Linked DNA regions of Homo sapiens: all the other regions are linked to region 3. A link is a contact called in ENCODE Hi-C or POLR2A ChIA-PET data. All regions are on one chromosome and are shown on one strand. Each heading gives the region's core, a stretch centred on a gene start or an enhancer-like site at or near the end of the contact. The rest is flanking DNA. Distances are from core to core; before and after follow the strand shown. Region 1 holds the start of CEP135 (centrosomal protein 135). Region 2 holds the start of AASDH (aminoadipate-semialdehyde dehydrogenase). Region 3 has its middle 97 kb from the start of LINC02358. Region 4 holds the start of PAICS (phosphoribosylaminoimidazole carboxylase and phosphoribosylaminoimidazolesuccinocarboxamide synthase).

The links. Hi-C counts contacts between places; a loop is a spot of excess contacts on that map. ChIA-PET counts read pairs that join two places held with the same protein, here RNA polymerase II (POLR2A). Pooled maps may share reads with other maps.
Region 1: a map of CD8-positive, alpha-beta T cell shows a loop between it and region 3 (3-fold over the local background). The contact joins the promoter of CEP135 here to the enhancer-like site in region 3. A Hi-C loop is called at or near these places in 3 of 168 maps with a recorded cell type or tissue (CD8-positive, alpha-beta T cell and naive thymus-derived CD4-positive, alpha-beta T cell) and 6 of 50 pooled maps.
Region 2: a map of CD8-positive, alpha-beta T cell shows a loop between it and region 3 (13-fold over the local background). The contact joins the promoter of AASDH here to the enhancer-like site in region 3. A Hi-C loop is called at or near these places in 2 of 168 maps with a recorded cell type or tissue (CD8-positive, alpha-beta T cell and naive thymus-derived CD4-positive, alpha-beta T cell) and 6 of 50 pooled maps.
Region 4: a map of CD4-positive, alpha-beta T cell shows a loop between it and region 3 (17-fold over the local background). The contact joins the promoter of PAICS here to the enhancer-like site in region 3. A Hi-C loop is called at or near these places in 2 of 168 maps with a recorded cell type or tissue (CD4-positive, alpha-beta T cell and naive thymus-derived CD4-positive, alpha-beta T cell) and 4 of 50 pooled maps. POLR2A ChIA-PET finds 5 or more read pairs at or near these places in 1 of 52 experiments (activated CD8-positive, alpha-beta T cell).

The regions. Positions count from the first base shown.
Region 1 is chr4:55,946,984-55,950,226 of GRCh38, forward strand. CEP135 (centrosomal protein 135) reads left to right here and starts at 1,962. Exons shown (of 26, transcript NM_025009.5): 1 at 1,962-2,076. EXOC1-AS1 (EXOC1 antisense RNA 1) reads right to left here and starts at 1,029. Exons shown (of 5, transcript XR_941069.4): 1 at 857-1,029. RefSeq lists enhancers at 771-920, 1,539-2,503 and silencers at 1,718-1,857, 1,908-2,367.
Region 2 is chr4:56,386,005-56,389,208 of GRCh38, forward strand. It overlaps AASDH (aminoadipate-semialdehyde dehydrogenase), which reads right to left and starts at 1,487. Exons shown (of 15, transcript NM_181806.4): 1 at 1,358-1,487. RefSeq lists enhancers at 905-1,412, 1,382-1,751, 1,413-1,919, 1,782-1,831.
Region 3 is chr4:54,940,524-54,944,008 of GRCh38, forward strand. No RefSeq gene overlaps it. Among named protein-coding and RNA genes, the nearest start is that of LINC02358, 97 kb to the left of the region's middle. Within about 2 kb of position 1,673, at least 9 of the 41 ENCODE cell types and tissues checked have a DNase peak (open chromatin) inside an H3K27ac peak, as active enhancers do; they include CD4-positive, alpha-beta T cell and CD8-positive, alpha-beta T cell, where a contact is called at or near this core.
Region 4 is chr4:56,434,754-56,437,777 of GRCh38, forward strand. PAICS (phosphoribosylaminoimidazole carboxylase and phosphoribosylaminoimidazolesuccinocarboxamide synthase) reads left to right here and starts at 1,507. Exons shown (of 9, transcript NM_001079524.2): 1 at 1,507-1,575. The coding sequence starts at 1,560. It overlaps PPAT (phosphoribosyl pyrophosphate amidotransferase), which reads right to left and starts at 862. Exons shown (of 11, transcript NM_002703.5): 1 at 597-862. The coding sequence starts at 724. RefSeq lists enhancers at 567-746, 1,594-2,477 and silencers at 837-1,036, 1,177-1,466.

The DNA of each region.
Region 1 (3,243 bases), core at 712-3,211, 1.0 Mb after region 3:
CAGTGAGCCGAGATCATGCCACTGCACTCCAGCCTGGGTGACAGAGCAAGACTCCATCTCAAAACAAAAACAAAAACAAAAACAAAAACAAAAACAAAAAAACAAGCAGCAAATAATGTAATAATTATAGCCACACAAACATGCACCTCACTGTTGCAGGGATTGATCTTGTACCCCGTGGGACCCATCTGTTCCATTCCCCAATCAGGTTATCCTGTCACGTTGAGGCAGGAATTTAAAGAAAGTTTTGTACTGCATTTACTCACTCTAAGGATAGTAACAAGCAAGGCTATAGGAAGGTCATGGTGACCTAGTCTAAGAAGCCAGGAATGAGCTCCAAACACCCCTGAGCAATGGTTAAGAAAAACAAATTCCTTTACTGTTTCTCTTTCCTTAGACCATTAATTATGATTATTTTTGCCTATGTTTAGAAAGATTTGTAGGTTCCTGTTTTTCTTTTGACGCAGCTGCAAGGCCACCAGCTAAGCAAAGCCAAAAGTTATGCAAATTTCAGCAGTTATGCTATAGATTACAAAACCTGTCACTGTGTGATTTACTGCCTTGGTTCTGCTTTTTTAATTTAGCCTATATAAGCCAAGCTCTGTCTTTGTTCAGGGCTCAGCTTTTTGGATGCAAATCCACGGAGCCAGTGCACACCTTAATAAAATCCTCCTGCTCCACCCATTGGTCTTTCTGGTCCTCTGCTTTCCCGCAACAATGGGAGTCTTCAAGCGGCCAGTGCCTTTTTCGTTCTTAACTGCCCAATCCGTGCCAGCAGAAGGCAGCTTTAAACCAAAGTGAAAGAGCTGAAGCAAAAAAGAAAGAAAATAAAAAGTCCCAGTTCTTCTGGGCTTACCTCCTGGCTGGCTCACCAAAATATGTTACCAGATTGGAAGTTGGGAGTTCCAGGTTCTTGGTGTTATGAACAAAGAATTGGATGAGACACACAAATAACCACCCCACAAGATTTATTAAGCAAAGAATATACCAGAGAGAGGAACGGGCTTATCTTCAAGTGGTGTCAGCCCTGGATTAATATAGCCTTTGTTCTTTTATACCCACTTCCTACACTTCTTTAACTCTAGGGAGGGGATTTCCTATAATTGTCATATCTGTTTTCTTGTTTTTTCTCTCTTAGTGCGCCTGCGTGAGCTTGCCATAATTTTAAGTGTATGTATGATAGGCATTCCATAGGTATGAGCTGGTCAGTCTTCTGACTTCCTTCCCTATTCTGCTGCCTCAGAAGGCCTATTTGGGAGAAAAGTAAACAGGAAAGAATGAAACTCCCTCTGACTGTCTGGGAAATTTTCAGGGGAGAAATGGAATTCTAGGATTTTACTATGTGTTTTCCATCTGTGAGTGGACTATAACGGTTTATTTCAATTTAATTCCACTCACAAATGTTTTGCTGAGTAGAATAGTCTCTGACTCAAGGAATTCACATTTGGGGGCGGCAGAGAGAGACGGATCAACAAATGATTGTATTTTGATGGATGAATTCTATGGTTCTACAGAGAGCCTGCGGGAGATACTATTGTGGGATAATTAATTGCATTGGGTGGTTGTCAGGGAAAGTTGCAGAGACAACGTGATATCTGCGTTTGGGGATTACGTGGTGAGCAGGCGTTCACCTTGCAGGTGAAGGCTACTCCGCTGCAGGGACCGGTACTGGGGCGGCGTTTGTTCCCCGCACGCAGTAGGTGATCCACACCTCCCGCCGACAGGAGGAAGAGGATGCCAGCTCAGGCACCAGCTGAGGTTTGGCATTTGCTGGCCGCGGGCGCCGACCTCCAGGGGGCGCCGTGGCCTCGCGCTGTCCGGGCCGTTGCATTTCCGGGCACTGGGGCTCCGCCATCGTCGCCAAGCGCGTCCCCGCCGCGAGCCGCTAATCGTCCGCCGCTCCCGTTACCGGGGCAACCGCGGCGCCTCCTCCGTGTCGGCCCCGATCGTCCCTCCGCGCCATTTTCAAACTGCTCTAGCGCCGGAGCCCGTGCCTGGACGGAAGGAGCTAGTGGGGGACTCGAGGCCTGAGGGCAATGCGGCTGGAGGCGGAGGCAACGGCGGCTGGAGCTGCCGGTGAGTCCGGATGTGGGAGCCAGAGGGCCAGCTGCGGCGGTGGTGGCGCCTTCGCCTTCTGGGCGGTACCCGCGGGCCGGGCTCGGGCACTGCCGGGAGGCCGCGCGGCCGCGGGAGGAAGTGAGGCCAGGCCGGGTCAGACCGGGCGGGGAGGGGCGCGGGGACTCTTCCCACCCACCCCGCTCCCACACCCCCTTCCCGTCAACACCCGACGGTAAAGTTGCAAACCGGAGATTGGGTGGAGGAGAGCTTGGGCCGACTCGTCAAGGAGCGTCTGTGTGGGCCGTGCAGACAGGCTTGCTGTTGACCAATGGATAGATTTAAACATTAAAATGCCTTCTCAGTGTAGCAGTCATCCATGCTCTTTGTAACAAAAATGTCGCAAAGCGTAGGACGACAGCCTTTAATTAACCTTTGCCCAGCTCCTTTGAAGCCTCTCCACTGCTTTCCAGCCTTTACTACTTTGAGTTCAATAAGAAAGGACTCTGAGATAACCACAGCTAACGGGTTTCTTTGTTGTCGTTTGGGGTTTCTTGTTTATCTTCTTAAGCCCTGTGCACACATACATACAGCATTAAATGTACTGGTTTTGAGACGCCAACCCCCAGAGTTAAGTAGATGGATACTTCTACACATATATGTATGGGGGACCCCCAAACCTAACCTTTTATGTTGCTTTGCTAGAAACTTAGAGTATAGCCACCATATTTGGATGGGGGTTATGGGGAAAGACAACAGTTCATGGGTGGGGACGGCCTAACATGTTTCTATCTGGGAGGATTTTAATCCGTCCTGTGTATTGAGGCCCTGGCCATGATTTATTGATTCATATTCATTCTCATTCTCTCCCCTCCAAAGCAGGATGTGAGGAGGTATTATCTCTGGGTAACTGGAGTTGGTAGCAAAGAGGGGAAATGTTTTGAGTGGTGCACCGCCTGTAAGTTTACACCCTGCTAGTAATACACCTGGATTTGTCAGGTGTATTTCTGATGTCTGCAGGAATTTCCCTAAAAACCCTGCATCACTTAGGTGTCTCTTGTGGAAAGAACCTAGGAAATCTATGAGGAAGCCATTCAAAAAAAGTTAACAAGAGCAAAGAGAAAGATATACAGAAAGGAGTGACCAAGGAGAGACTCAGGAGACCTGGTCTCTGATGACTGCCCACCT
Region 2 (3,204 bases), core at 237-2,736, 1.4 Mb after region 3:
TAACATCAATTAGGAAAAAGAAATCCTAAAGAGAGTAAAATGAACCAATAACTGCCAAGACCCATAAGTTTGAAAATGCTGTGATTTCTAAATATACAGTTTAAACATATAAGGCAACTTTAGTACTTACATTATTTATTTTTAGTAGGCATTTCTATAAATATTAGCTCTTTTTAATGCACAAGATACAATTTTAAGCTTTCCTCAGACATACAATGATCATTATGTAAATATAAGGGAGGCTTTCTGCAGCAGGCGCTTAAATTATGAGGAATGAGTTCATTTCGCAACATACAGGTAGCGCAGAAGGGTACCTACACATCTATACGATAATTAAGATGTTTCTTTCCATTTTCCCAATGGTTGCTACAGACATTTAAGGTAAAATCCATTCTTCTTGTCTCAGGTTTTCATTTTCATTCATTGAATCACAAATAACATTCTCTGCAGTAGAGAATACTAAACTTATTAATGCCCAAATGTTTGAGACCTTAAAAAGGAAAAAAAGGCCGGGCGCGGTGGCTCACGCCTGTAATCCCAGCACTTTGGGAGGCCGAGGCGGGTGGATCATGAGGTCAGGAGATCGAGACCATCCTGGCTAACAAGGTGAAACCCCGTCTCTACTAAAAATACAAAAAATTAGCCGGGCGCGGTGGCGGGCGCCTGTAGTCCCAGCTACTCGGGAGGCTGAGGCAGGAGAATGGCGTCAACCCGGGAAGCGGAGCTTGCAGTGAGCCGAGATTGCGCCACTGCAGTCCGCAGTCCGGCCTGGGCGACAGAGCGAGACTCCGTCTCAAAAAAAAAAAAAAAAAAAAAAAGGAAAAAAAAAAGCAAACTCTGGTAAGCAGATTTTACATGTAAAAGGAATAAATTTACTTGCTACAACTGTAGAAGCTGCTATTTAGTCAACAAAGATCTTAAGAGTGTCAGCAAATTCAATTGCTATGGGGCCTCTCTCTAGGCCACTGGCTGTTTTAAAAATGGATAAATAATCTAGAAACTTTATTTTCCCAATTCCCCGGCTTCTAAATTTACGGTATGCAACGAGTAACAATGCAATTTACAGCTTCCTAAACATTTCTTCATTGCTCTTCGAAACCACTCTAGGGGGTAGCTGAGCGCGGAGCACACTTATTTCCATTTGAATGGAGGGGCGGAGGCTAGTGACGCAGGAGTGTACACACAGGTCAGGGTTAGTCTGCACCACACCAGCACGCCAGACCCCGATGTATCAAATCCGAGGTCAGGCAGTGGTCCTGAAGCTGAGCAAATGTATGTGGAAGCAGGCTCAGGCCTAGCGGCACTTCGCCTCCTTCACACAGACCCCCGCCGGACACCGCGCCCTGCCGCGACTCACTTAGCAAGTCTCGCGGATTAGGTTTGATCGCATTCGGCCCTTTCCCGGATAGCTCGTCGCGGATACTTCTCACAGCGAAGCAGCAGCTCCCAGAAGCCGTAAAGCTATCCCAGAGCGAGGCACCATACGTAAATCTTCCGCGTCGCTACGTGACGTCAGTGCGAGCGACCCCGGGCCGGCTGCGTGGAGCTGGCGCTGCCTCTCCTGAAGCCGAGGCGCTAACTTGAGTGAAGAGGTCTATAGGCTTTTTCACTTTTGGTTATCTGCTCAGGCGCTCCTTGGGGTCGCGCATGGTCTCGGACAGGGTTTGCAAGGACTTCGGAGCTAACCAGTTTGGAGCCATAACCCTTTCGTACTTGCCAAAAAACTCTGGGCAAGACTCTTGAATTTTGAGCCGCAGTATTCTCGTTCATAAGGTGAGAATAAAAACATCACCTAGGGTTGATGTGAAGAGAGATGAAATCATTGTGAAATAGGAGAGTTATTGCTTTCAACCAATGACATTTTCTGGAAACGTGCTGGAGATATGGCTGCAGCAGTGACGCCTGCAAACGACGTTCCTGTCATCATGATGCTGACATTTTAATTGGGAAGCAGATTGAAACGATAACTAAGGAATTTGACAGGAGCATTTAGTAGGACCTGTAAAGAAATTAAAGCAGGTCCGAGGTGGAGTTTTGTAAACTATATGCCTGAATAGAACTTTCTGTTTCCAAGGGAATTGTTACAGTTGGAGACATGTCAATTATTACAATAAGCGTCAAGGGCAATAACAGAGGTGTTTTAAAGCTACTGTCTGGTGGCAGAATAATCGGGATTTTTTTGTTTGGGGGGTTTTAGCCGGGGGAGGGACTGCGAAGACAGCTCTGCATCAAAACAGTACGTGAGAAAAAAGCATAGGACGCTCTCGCAGCCGTAGTTGTTGGTGACAAGAAACTGTGCTTCTAATCTAAGCAAAAAATATCTCCACATGCCAACTATACTTTTCCAAGATGTACCATGGACTACTCAAACTAACACAGCCTTATTTATGTATTTAGGTTGGAAGTGGGCAAAAGTGTATCTTGTCTATGTTTCTATGTTTCTACGTTGGGATGACACCATCATCCACCCAGCCAGACAGTTATCAACCTTCCCACTTTCTTAACCTCTTACATCCGATTAGACCCTATGTCCTCTAGTTCTCAGTCTTGAGACCAGCACCCAGCTGGCTACATCAGAATTGCCGGTGGTGATGTTTTAGAAGATTCCAAATTCCTGGACTCCATCCCCGGAGGTTCATCCCCTAGTTTTCTAGTGAGGGGCCTAGAACCTGCGTTTTTTAAGTGTCATGTTCATCGCCATTACTGCTACTTTAGTTCAGGTCTTCTTGGTCAGCTTTTTCCTAAAACGTTTTCAGTTTTGTTTGCCTCTGATTGACTCTGAATTGCTGCCAAAATGATGTTTTATTATTCCAGTATCATCATCCAACTCTCTGATATTAATGATACCTTTTTTAAAGTTTTTCTTCCCTTGCAGTATCTATTTCCCTCAAGTTTCCTTTTTTTTTCTTCTGTTGATTTTGTGCTCTATCTTTCACATTAGAGGCTTTCCTAGGATGTCTGGTGGTCCTTATCTGCTCATATGTAAGTGGGGGTATATTTAAAAGTTGATTGGAAGCTGTTGAGCCCATGGGACGTTTGTTGAAAATCAAGTGGGAGAGGAGGGGTATGGAGGCTGCGGTATGTCTCAGAATTTAGTACAATTTTCACTTAATTCTCTTTGTTTTAGGTGCCTGATGTCCTCCATTACAGAGACCCCGTTTTACTCCTGAGCAATAAAAAAAGGCTTCAGAATAAGGCGGGGGC
Region 3 (3,485 bases), core at 423-2,922:
ATATTAAGGATAATATTAATTATTTTTAAGATTCCCTAATTTTATTTTGTTGCTATTATTTGAAAGAATTGAACTGGCTTTGGACATCTATTATTCTTTTCATAGAGACTTTGAGCTTTATGACATTTATTGCAAAGAGCTTCAGCCAGCGATAACATCAAACAGGAACATACTCTGTATTTGTTTTGTAGTGGCTGTACCCCGCTGCTGGCTCAGAGGAAGGTGCAGCCTTCAGAGCGTGGATTCTGGAGCCAGAATGGCTGAATTTGAATTCTGACCCTGGAACTTTCTAGCAATGTAACTATATGCAAGTTATTCTCTTCATACCTCAATTTTCCATCTGATAATTGGGTATAATGATAGTATTTACCTCATAAAGTTGCTGTGAGAATGAAAAGAGTTAATATTTATGAAACATTTAGAACGGTGCATGTTAGTATAAGTCTAACATGAATTTTGTGTTTTTTTAAGATATTAAGCTTGCAGTTAACCAAACTCTCGCATGTCTTTCAAGTATGTGGCTGCCAATTTATTCTCTCCCAATCTCAAGTTGTGCCATTGATTTCATTTTTAGAGCCCAAAGGTAAGACTTTGAGTATCCCTTTGGTGGTGCTGGCTCAGCATCACTTTCATTTTCCTTCACTCTCTGCACCCCACCCACCTACCCACCCACCCATTTCCTGGTGCAGGTGCTAACAAGAGAGTTGGAAACAGAAGGGAAAGAAGTCTGCTGCAAACTAAGCGTGCAGTGTGCAGTCATTGAGATTTGACTGCATCTTAACATTGGCACTCAACCAAATTTAAGTGGCTCTAAGTACTTTTAAATTAGGCATATAGTTAAAATTTGACAAGCACATAAACTTAATAGCTGATTTCCAGGCAAAATTACTACCAAAACTGATTTTAACTGCCAGTAAAATAAGCCCAGGGGGTTGTTATTCAAGGTAGCCCAGTAAAATGAAATAAGGATCAGGACAATGGGAACAGTTGTGAAGATGACAAAACTGTCATGTCTACAGGTGGAACTAAGTGTCTGCCCTGTTAATGGATATAGACACAATTCAGGGAAGCAAGCCATCCAAATGCATCACTTGAATCCTGTTTGGTTGTTCTGACGTAGAAGAAGAAAAGAAAGAGAATCAATTGAGGAAATGTAAGATGCAGAACTACAAAAATAAACTTGCCGTCCCTGACATCTGTGTTTATAAATGCACTATATTAAACAGCAGAGATTTTCCCCATCGTTAGCCAACACCAAGATGGCGTCTTGCAGGCTTTGTTTTTTCTTCACCCCTAATCGTAAGGGCTTTCTTTACTCTCTCTTTGCTTCCAGCTTTTGTCTTATTCTCCCCATAAAGAGTTGGCAGAGCATGGCTGGGCAATTTCAGAAACATGGTTTATAAGTGACTTGCTCTATTATTTTGCTATTAAAAGTGAGTCTGTGCTAACTATTCTTTGATGAAGAAGCAGTCCCTTCCAGCCCCCAGGTGGAGATTTTCCCTATCAATAACGCCAGAACAAGTTTGAATCAAAGAAATGACACATACAGTGGCCAGATGTTTGGAGAATAAGAAAGGGAGCTAAGTTCACACAATTGTTCTGCCTTCTTGCTTTCCGCTGAGGTTCTTTCCTGTGAGCTGTAGGACTCATTAACAGACAGCTCTGCTCTGGGCATGCACACCGACAGCCTCAGCCTAGCCCTTCAGCGAGAGGCTGCTAACAGGCGGCCTTCCTTTTCCTGTGCAGCTGGTGTTTGCAGAAGGACATGATTTGAAAGTTGATTTATTTACCCTGTCTTTGAAAAAAAATGAATGGACATAGATGTCTGTTTGTTAAAACAATTAATAAACTCTAATAATATGATTAGAATTTAACAGAAAAACATCGTTGGCTTGCAGGTGGAAATCCAAGGTCTTCAACTTTTAGGATGTTCATCATGTAGCTGTCTCACTCAGAACAAGATAAGATGACGTGTTTGGTCTTTAAAAACAAAACAGTCAGGAGATCGAGACCATCCCGGCTAAAACGGTGAAACCCCGTCTCTACTAAAAATACAAAAAATTAGCCGGGCGTAGTGGCGGGCGCCTGTAGTCCCAGCTACTTGGGAGGCTGAGGCAGGAGAATGGCGTGAACCCGGGAGGCGGAGCTTGCAGTGAGCCGAGATCCCGCCACTGCACTCCAGCCTGGGCGACAGAGCGAGACTCCGTCTCAAAAAAAAAAAAAAAAAACAAAACAAAACAAAAAAACAGCTGATCAGTTCTTGTTTTTTACTCTACAGCCTTTGAGTCATGAATGAAGAAAATCACTTTCACTTGTGGGAGCCAGTGGGCTCCAGTTCGTGTTGTCTCTGTTGTCCGTGGAGACTTTGAAGATGTTTATATGCACCTCAACTATCAAGAGGAAGAGAACATGCCAGAAAGGGCCTCTTCCTCTTGGGCTAGCTCCTCCTCTCAAGTCCCTTCAAAAAGTCAGTGTGTCTGAGACACAATAGACACAGCTTAAATAAAGTGAAGAGGGATAGGCCGTAGAAGAAGTAGTTTCTGTCTTTAAAAAATGTATTCATTATTTTGGGGAATAATATAAACCTGAACACCAATTTAAAAAACTTTAAAGGACTATTCAGTGAAAAATCATTCTCTCTCCCACCCTCACTCCCCATCAGCCACCATGTTCCCAAACCAGAGGCAACTGCCATTATATTTCTAGAGTATTCTTCCAGAGACATCCTATGTAGATATAAACATTCATACATACACATATATATGCTTTTAAAATATGCAAATGATGTACAATACACATTGTTCTGCACTTTGCTTTTTTTTTTTCATTTAACAATACATCAGACAAAGATGTTTTTTCTGCTCAAAGTGCCATCAAGAGAGAAAAGTCATTCTTCAGTTCAATGATCTGCATCTGTTTCTGGCTTATTGTATTGACAACAAACAAAATGCAAGTCAAATTCTATTGCAGCCATAGGTAATCTCGGCCTGGAGAAATGTGAATCCTCTTTAAAACCTTACAACTCTGAATAACAGGAAGTGTGGAGTGCATAGAGGAGAAAGGGAAGGATGAATTATGCTTAATAGAACGTTTTATGGAACTGACAGTTGAGCCGAGAGACATTTTGGATGCCATCTTGCAAAATGATTCCTTGCCTAGCTCTAGTAAGTAGAATGCAAAGTTATTGGCTATAATAGCATAATTTTTGCTAGTTAAGGATCTCTATAGGTGGCATAGTGTCAATATTCTGGATATGACATGAGGGAGGTAGAAAGAGAACAGGCTTTGGAATCAGGCAGACCTAGATGTTAATACTGGATATACCAGTTATTAATTTAAACTAGTTTTCTAACCTCTCAGACCCTTGGTTTTCCTTTATGTAAAATGGAAATACTGTACATAAAGAGTGGTTGTGACAATTTGTCTTTTTTTAAAAAAAAAACACATCATAGGTGTCCACTATTACTGTGATGCTGCATAACAAA
Region 4 (3,024 bases), core at 257-2,756, 1.5 Mb after region 3:
CTACTACCAGTAGTCATTCTCAACATCAACTAGTCATCTTTCCCTGGGTCTGAAGTCTAGCATCCTCAAGTTCCCATAGCGATAACTACTTTCAAACCCATAATCTGCTCAATAGCTCTGCCCTTGCAAACAAAAGCTTGTGGTGGTTGGAGGCCCCGCGCGAAAACCTTTAGGTGTTGAAGGACCTGGACTGGCCGCCACGCCACACTAGCCTATTACAGGAGCAGCCACAGGCTCCGGGAGACTAGAACCCGCCTGCAGTCGGGGAGGAGCCCTGACCCAGCTAGACCAAGCAAACCGGCGGTTTACAAGCTGGCCAGCCTCTGGATGGGTGCACACACCGGGGGGCGGGGAGGGAGAGAGCCCCTAAAAGGCATAAGTGGCTGGGAGGGTGGGCAGGACAGGCTAAAGTTCATGGAAGCGAGGTGCCCCTCGTGCACGCCTAGGCAACCCGGTCGACGCCACAGGCAGGTACTGGCTTAGGTCGGAGAGGTCGGTCCTCCCGGGCCCTCGGGCGCTCATGAGAACGCCGACTGCGGGAAGCGGCTCCGAGAGATGGAGACGCACGCCCCCGCCACCCCCACCCTGTTGCTCACCGGTGCTGCAGCCCCACGAGTCCCAGAGTGATCACATGCGGTACATCCAGCTGCGTGGGCCACTCTCCTGAGGCGATGCACCCGAACACGCCACATTCCTCTCGGATCCCCAACTCCTCCAGCTCCATGTCGCCGCCGAAAGCACGTGGAAGGACCTGCCGCTGCGGCCAAGGTGTAAGCACCAACCAGCTGCCAGCTCGGCCCGTCGAGCTCAGAAGCTCGCGCTCGCGACAGGCTCTTCCTTCCCGAGGGTGGCCCCAGCTACTGCGGCGGCGCGCGCTGTCCCTAGGTGGCGTGGCCAGCTCAGCCCTGCTCCTCCCCCTCCGAGTCCACCAACGAGCGAGGGCGGAGGGGCGGTCCCGCGGCTGAGGGGCGGGGTCACGGATGCTGTAGGGTGGAGCTAGCCTTCCCCTAAGAGCTGCCTGGAAAGCTGTATTTGCTGCACGTGGAAATCTCCGTTATTTTCCAGCACCCAACAGTAGCGTAATGGGAGTAACGGACTTAACCTCATTTCTCTTTCAGAGCATTTAGCCTTCATATGCCCTTCCCTGCATGCTTCCCCCAGGCCGTCAAGACTTGGTACGCTCCAACTTCTGAGTCGCTCCCGCAGCCGAGAAGGGGCCGGGGTATGCGAGCTTCCGCAGAGTGGGGAGGGGCCGCCAGTGCGCGCCACTTTTCGCCTGTCCGGGCACTGCGCCAGCGCGGGGCGGCCCGGAGGCGGGGTCGCGTCTCTGCGCCTGCGCGGCGGGAAGCCAGTGGGGCGTTGTTTCGTCCGATATCCGCGTTTCAGTCTCCGCCCATACCCCTCCGGGTTAGGCGGCTGTAGCGGAGCTCGAAAAGAGTGGCGCAGGGTCGCGCGGCCCCGCCTCCTTCCCCGCCCAGCGAAGCTCTCTGACCACCCCTCTTTTCTAGAGTTCTGCCTCGCTTCCCGGCGCGGTCGCAGCCCTCAGCCCACTTAGGATAATGGCGACAGCTGAGGGTGAGTAACAGGGATCCGGGCCCTTCACGGTCTCCCTGACCCCCAGGCCGTGAGCTCGCGGCCACGTGCGAGCCGCGAAACTCTGTCCCGCCTCCCTGCAGCAGCGCCTCTAGGCAGCCGCGCGGGCGCACACGTGGCCCAGGCGCTCCCGGGCCTCCCCGAACTTTACTGCCTCGGGGATGGGGAGAAGGAGCAAAGTAGAGGAGAACGAGAAATGGCCAAGGGGTGGAAAGGTGCCTGGAAGTATTATTTATAATCAATAGCTATTGCAAAATACAAGCAAATCAGTCTTGATTCGTCAAAACCTGAGTCTTGCTTTGCCCGTTAGGTTAATGACCTTTCTAAGAAGGTTAATAATTGAAACTTTTGAAAGACCTGTCTAGAGGCCGGGCCTGGTGGCTCACGCCTGTAATCCCAGCACTTTGGGAGGCCAAGGCGGGCGGATCACCTGAGGTCAGTAGTACGAGACCAGCCTGGCCAACATGGCGAAACCCCGTCTCTTACTAAAAATACAAAAAATTAGCTGGACGTGGTGGCGCGCGCCTGTAATCCCCAGCTACTCAGGAGGCTGAGGTAGGAGAATCGCTTGAACCCGGAGGCGGAGGTTGCAGTGAGCCGAGATCGCGCCATTGCACTCCAGCCTGGGCGACAAAGCGAGACTCCGTCTCAAAAAAGAAAAAGAAAAACCTGTCTAGGGGGCGTGTGTGTAAGTAGTCTTTGATGCCATGGTGTGTGTGTGTGTGTGCACGCGCGCGTGAAGTAGTCTTTGATGCCACGATAGCTTGGGGTGTGTGTACGTGCGTGTGCGTGTTTAAGTAGTCTTTGATGTCATGGGTGTGTATGTGTGTGCGCGCGCGTGTTGAAGTAGTCTGATTCCATGATGGCTGGGGAGGGGGGCTGTTTTTAGGTAGTCTTTGATGCCATGATGGTGTGTGTGTGTGTGTGTGTGTGTGTGTGTGTGTGTGTGTGTTCGTTCCAGTAGTCTTTGATGCCACGATGGCTTTGAAGAACTCCAAAACCTTTAGGCAAAAAAGTTGCACTATCAGGAAAGATTGTTCTTGCTATTTATGCTGGAAAAAAACAAATGCTGGTTTTTTCCACACACCCAGTTGCTATATGTATAGTGAGGCAAATTGCTTTTGTGGCTGCTGGGTACATTCTTTTCCACATAGAAAGTAACTGAATTCAGATTTTAAAAAGCTGTAGACTCAGGCCGGGCGCTGTGGCTCACGCCTGTAATCCCCAGCACTTTGGGAGTCCCAGGCGGGCGGATCACGAGGTCAGGAGATCGAGATCATCCTGACCAACATGGTGAAACCCCGGCTCTACTAAAAATGCAAAAATTTGCTGGACGTGGTGGCGTATGCCTGTAATCCTAGCTACTCGGGAACCTGAGGCAGGAGAATCACTTGAACCGGGGAGTCAGAGGCTGCAGTGAGCCGGGATCGC